2 separate regions of the Mus musculus genome follow, and region 2 is linked to region 1. The links are chromatin loops, found by intact Hi-C in ENCODE. Cell type or tissue: left cerebral cortex. All regions are shown on one strand. Links, peaks and the distances in the headings refer to the core of each region. The heading gives the core; the rest is flanking DNA.

Region 1 (2,916 bases), core at 202-2,701:
CCATTTCTTAATTTGCTATGAACACATTTTTAAACGTAAAATGTCTGAACTTAGTTGTGGCAACTTGACATTCATTAAAGGCATAGATACAGTTTTCTTTGCAAGTCAAGGCAAGAAATGCAGACATTTTAATAAATGGAGCTAAAAATAATTTAGCATGTAAAGAAACAATTCCTTTGGAGTTTGATACATTCACAATGGGTTCAGGGCTTTGTTCTTGGCTGGACGCGTTTTACAGTCCAGTCACCACTGTCAGCCCTTAAGTCAAACCCTTTCCCTCTTGCTGGAAACTTCTAGGTCCTTGTTAAAAATAGTGCACTGGACATTAATTTATTTTAGCAGCAAAAACTCTGGTAGTTCATGACCCTTTTCCTTCAAAATTCCAAAGACTTATTTTCAAAAGATAGATTAGAAAAGAGGGAGAGAAGAACACTAAGCTACAAAAATTTGTGCGGAATCCACTCTGCTTTAAGCAAAAGAGAAGTAGAGATGCTGCAGAAGCCAGCAGGCTCTGAGTGTCATAGCGCGTGGATTTCGACTCTTACCTGGACCTTCTTTATAGCTCAGTCCCCCACCCCCGTGGGCCTCGGCTCAGCAGCCCTCAAGCTCCTGCCATCCCACGCATGCTCCCGCTTCCTCGGTTGGGTAACCCATGGCAACCGCCCTGGTAACCCATAGCAACTGCTCTGCGGAACTGAGTGGGGGATGGGAGGAAGCCATTTGGAGTGGGCGGGTGGAGAGCGATTTACCATGGCCCACCTGCCTCCGGCACCGCCAGCGTCCCGCACCCAGACAGTGAGGACCAAACAAAGCCACCGCACACGTGCCGGGCGTGGGTGGGGGAGGCACGTGGGCCTTTGTTCTTCAGACCGCCGCCCTCCGAGAGAGTGCACATGGCTCCATCAGCTCCAGCCTTAGCTGACCCCACGCTGCGCTGTGCGCTTATTCCCAGGAGCCTGGAACCTTCCAGACCGGAGCCCAATACGCTAACCTTCCTCTCTTGCCTGACCCGGTTGGGCCCAGGAGCGGAACTTTCGTCCCTGGGAAAGAATCGCGTGCGTCCAGGTTCTGGGTCGCGCGTGGGGAGATGTAGGTCCCCAAGCTGCTGAGCCAGGTCACTTGAAGCTGACCTGCGGTGCGAGGCCACGGGTGGACGGACGGGGTCGCTGTCGGGCAGCGTGGCGCGTTGATACCCTGCAGTCTATGCCCAGAGCATCATCTGCTGGCTTGTGCTCTCCAGACTCTAAGCCTGTGGTGAGATGGTTCAGGCTAAATCTGCATCGGGCCAGAAAGCAAGACAGAGGGGGTGAAGGGGGAGATGGCACTAGGTGTTGAGAGTCATGTCACGGCAGATCACAGTCTACCTAGCTGTGACTCTAAGCTCATTTGGACAAAAGAAAAAAGAAAAGAAAAGAAAAGAAAACATTTGACCTGGATAATTTTGTGGTCCTCTGAGTCCTCAATTCTATTTTCTGTAGGTACATATCAGTTATAAATCTAAATAGCAAAGCCATCAGGAGCATCCTTTTGGGTGATGCTAAAACTACACATGTACCATATACTCTTGTATAATGTGCCTCTCTTTTCAAGTTAACTAGGTCCAATATGGGTTACACACTTAATAGTACTCTTAACACCTGACGAGAAGCTGGACTCAGATTTTAATCCTCTCATTTTAAAAAAAGGCATATTCAAAGGTCTATATTTGCTAGTATTGATCTTGGGGAACTGGGTTTATTTTCACAAACACAACCTTCTGGCTTCTTCCTGCAGAGCATGGGTGCCAAAGAGTCTGTATGTCCTGCTAGAGGCAGAGCAGAGGCGTCTCACCGTCCAAGCGGGTGCTCAGTACAGTTCCAGCCCTCAGCACGGTACTGTGTTAGGAGCCCTGTACTTTAATCTTTTTTTTTTCTTTTTTTAACAAAAGCAATTACAGAAAAGTGCACATTTAACGTGTGACATTTAACATTTTTGCCGTGGCAGGCAGCCTCCACTTAAATGGGGCCTTTCTTTGGAACAACAGGAGCCAAAAGGCCTTGTGTCACGGAGTAATGTAAGACACAATCAGGGCTGCAAACGCACAATGAATCGGGAAGGATTTATGTAATTAATTGACCAGTCTTAACCTGTTATCGTGATGTAAGGAATTTGGAACTCATTAATTTGGGCTCTGACAGATTTCATATTAGAACTGGCAAATATGGATTGAGCCTCTTATTCTTGTAGCAGCTGGAATTTCCATGACAGTGAGGATTACTGAAGAAGACCTATTGCTAGAGGCAAACTGCTTTTTTGTAATCAGTGGCCCTGCTCTGCATTAAAGGGATAATGAAAAATAAAATTACCTGGCATGGGAAGTGGAAGGGGGCGAGGTCACCCCACCGCTGTGTGTGACGAGGGCAAGCATTTGCAGCCGAAAAAAATATACTAATTTCAATCTTAAAGTTAGTTGGTTTCTCAAGTATCCTGAGATAGAGGAGTCTTGGGGGTCAAGGTTCTTTTGTTGTCAAAGTTAAAAAGGAATTAAAAGAGGGAGACTTGGAACCTCCTCCATGTGGACAGAGACTGTATAAAAAAGGAGTCTCTGGGGCTGGAGAGATGGCTCAGCAGTTAAGAGCACTGGTTGCTCTTCCAGAGGTCCTGAGTTCAATACCCAGCAACCACATGGTGGCTCACAACCATCTGTAATGGGATGCACGAAGACAGAGTACTCCTATACATAAAATAAATAAGCAAATCTTTAAAAAGAGAGAGAACAGAAGAAAAAGAAAGCTTTCCAGGGACAGGGTTCTGCCGATCCACCCATGAGCAGTTCAGAGCTCTGAAGGAGGAGTGGCTTTCTCAAGAGCCACCTCCTCCCGTCTCCTTGTCAGGACTCCTTAGCGGAGCCCACACAGCCAGGACTGGCCGCTCAGA
Region 2 (2,916 bases), core at 208-2,707, 64 kb after region 1:
AGGAGATCATTGGGTGGAAGATGTCCTATCAGGTCACCAGTTGGTGGCTAAAGCATCCCGGGTCAGTGAGGTTCAAGGAGGACATCAGTGACTTTGGTTGGTAAATGAGACTCAGAGGAAACAATTGATAAACTCTGTCTCTTGATGAGATCGAAGATGGATCACAGGCTTCAAACATTGGCCCTATGCTTACTGTAGCTAAGTAATTTTTACAAAAGTGTGAGATGAGCCGACCCGATGATTACATATGTGTATATGTAGGCACCTAAACACATATTCGTCATTTCTCATTCTCAGCAGAGTCTCAGAGCTGAGGCCTTTGACTCTTCTAGGCGGCTGCTAAGATTTAAAGGTCTATTCATGCTAACTCTAGGATTTAACCAGGAGTGGGTAATATGAATGCATGCAATAAAGACTCTCAGAGCTTACCAGCCGCAGACGTTGTCAGTAGCCTGATTCCCTGGCTCTGTAACTTGTAATCAAAAAAATTTTTGCATTTTAGTTCCATCTGCTGTTTTTAAAATCCTGTCCAACAAATGTCTATTAAAATAATACTGTTTCTCGGTCTACCAAAAGCTACGCTTCAGTGGGAATGCGTGCATATAGAAAAGCATTAACTCTAGCATGTTGATGATTTGGAATTTTTTTGTGTGTGATAATTTTTTTAAGGTTATTGAAACTGTAAGAAGGATTTTTTTCCCCTGAAGAGGGATAAATTTAGCAAATGTGTTGGAGCCATGAGAAATATTAAGGTTAATTTTCTTTGGGATGCTTACGCATACAGCTGGACTATCAGGGGCTAAAACAATGGGGTCGGAGACCCGGGGATTTCTTTCATTCTGCTCTTGAAGAAGCTTTGTCCTTCTGTTCATCTCACCCTCCGTGGGAATCCTGCTCTTTAGGAGAGAGGCTAATGGCAGCAGGGTGAAAATTTTCTCATCTTCTCTCTGGCTAGATTTCTTTGGGTGCAGAAAATTTCCAAGGCATCACCAAACAGCACCACAGAATGGTATTGATATTATGGGATGGCGTCAATAGCATCGGCTGTTTCATTTCCATCCACTTATCAGACATATTTACTTCTCAGATATTTCCTTAACCGGAATTGACTGTACTATAATTGCCTATTTCTTTGGTCCATTGGCTGTTAACCTTGAAGTGACTGGGGTAGAGCTGGTGAGGCCTTCCCTGTCAGGCCTGACCTCTCACTGTGCTGGAGAGTGCGCTGCCATGACAACGGCGACAGATGTCAGCTAAGCAATGTGCACCCTAGAAAGACTCCTGTATTGAGAAAATCGATCTTGTAATGGTGCCACAGAGCACATTCGCGGAACTGCCAAGTGTTCTAGGCTTAATCATTTATTTCATCTAGCAGAGAGAAGAAAACATAAAAGAAATGAAATGAATTTGACCTCTGTCTTTTGAGTGACTCCCGTGCTACGCTGCATTCTAGCAAGTGCCTCTTATGAATTTTAAAAAATTACATTAGGAATAACATTTTGAAGTGAAATGACTCTTGTAATGCCAAGCCTCCAGAAACATGTTATTTCAAATGTCAGATACATAATAGTCATTTGCTACTTTCTGTGTATGTCCAGCGGTTAGCTCCATCTTGGGTATGTTTCCAGGCAAATTATTACAAAGGAATCGGGAAGAGAGCAGACCAGAATTATCTTGCTTTGGTGTTTCTGTCTTTTGTCTCAGCACCAGGAGGCTTCTGTTTTGCTGGTCACTCCCAGGTTTACAGAGTGGCATAAAGAGCCTTGCATAGTGCGACAGCTTTCAGGTGCTTCTCAGTCCCTCAGTCTTCCAACGGAATGCATGTTCTTGTCTGTCTCCAGAGTGAAGTTTGTCTCCCTGACAGTTAATCTGGAGACAGCCTTCCATCGCCCTGATAGGCTTGTCATTCATGCCTTGACACCTCTCACTCATCTGCAGCTGGCCTGCTGGGTATGCAAATGATCAGAGGGCTGAAAACCAAAATCCCTCAACTGTGATGGCCAGTATGTCAATGTCACTGTGCTTGGAACAAGCCACTCTATCAGTCGCCAGGAAGAGGTAGAAGCCTCTGAACTCAGGGTCCCAGTGTACTTATGACCTTTCCTTGGCTGGGGTCAGGGTTTAAAAGCAAACAGCCCAAACCCAAACCAACCCCCACAGTTTAGAGACGGCAGACAAATCTCTCTGATAACCTTGCCCATATAAATAAATATCATTGAGAATGATTATGGTGAGAGGGATCTCAGAAGATTTTCAATGTGATATGTCTGTCTCTTGTGCCGGGGGATATTTTATTGCATTTTTGCCCTCAAGTGGAGCTGACGGGAGCCAAGCTTGTAATTTAAATCAATAAGAACCCTTTACCATGGCCATAAAATACTTGGTTAAACCTTTGAAGTGGCCACAGTTGAATGCACAGTGAACACAGTATAAATGTGCCTTAAGATGTATTGTATGAGACCACTACTAAAACAGCATTCAAAGGCACCGGCCTTAAGCAACTTTTGTGAATGATGGGAGAGGGTCTCAATTGCTTTTGATCATTGGCAGGCCAGGATCACATCACCATGCAAAGTCACTGCAAACAAGCAGACTCCGAGGGTACATCAGCCAGCAGACTACTGCTGTCTTCTCTGCCCTCTTCGCTTTCTCCTTGCTGAGGTTGCTGGGGTTTGGATCCTCTGTGAAACCAACAACGCTTGTGCTCCGTGGGCTGCTCCCCTCTTTTAGAAGGAGCCGGGAACAAAGGCTGCTTGTTCAGATGTATTCCTGAGCACAGCATGAGTGACCCACACAGCTGCCTGGGAAGTGTTCTTTATGTAAAGTCGTGGGGAGGAGGAGGCTTCTCGGGAATTCACTTTTAGAGTGGCTTGCGTTTGGGGTGGTGCTCCCCAGAAAACTGTTTATCATGGTACA

What was found. A loop is a pair of places that touch in the nucleus more often than their neighbours do. Peaks named below come from ENCODE experiments on the same cell type or tissue, not always from the same donor. Only the 100,000 strongest peaks of a DNase experiment are listed, where the experiment ranks them.
Region 2: a loop joins it to region 1, with 6 times the contacts of the local background. A loop is called at or near these places in 1 of 42 quality-filtered maps.

What each region holds. Positions count from the first base shown.
Region 1 is chr6:51,591,777-51,594,692 of GRCm38, forward strand. No RefSeq gene overlaps it. Among named protein-coding and RNA genes, the nearest start is that of Snx10, 69 kb to the left of the region's middle. In left cerebral cortex, for the core only: a CTCF peak has its summit at 1,153; DNase peaks (open chromatin) are centred at 675, 1,132 and 1,890; H3K4me3 peaks cover 1,400 bases; H3K27ac peaks cover 2,500 bases.
Region 2 is chr6:51,655,839-51,658,754 of GRCm38, forward strand. No RefSeq gene overlaps it. Among named protein-coding and RNA genes, the nearest start is that of Gm38811, 54 kb to the right of the region's middle. In left cerebral cortex, for the core only: no CTCF peak of the experiment used is centred there; no DNase peak of the experiment used is centred there.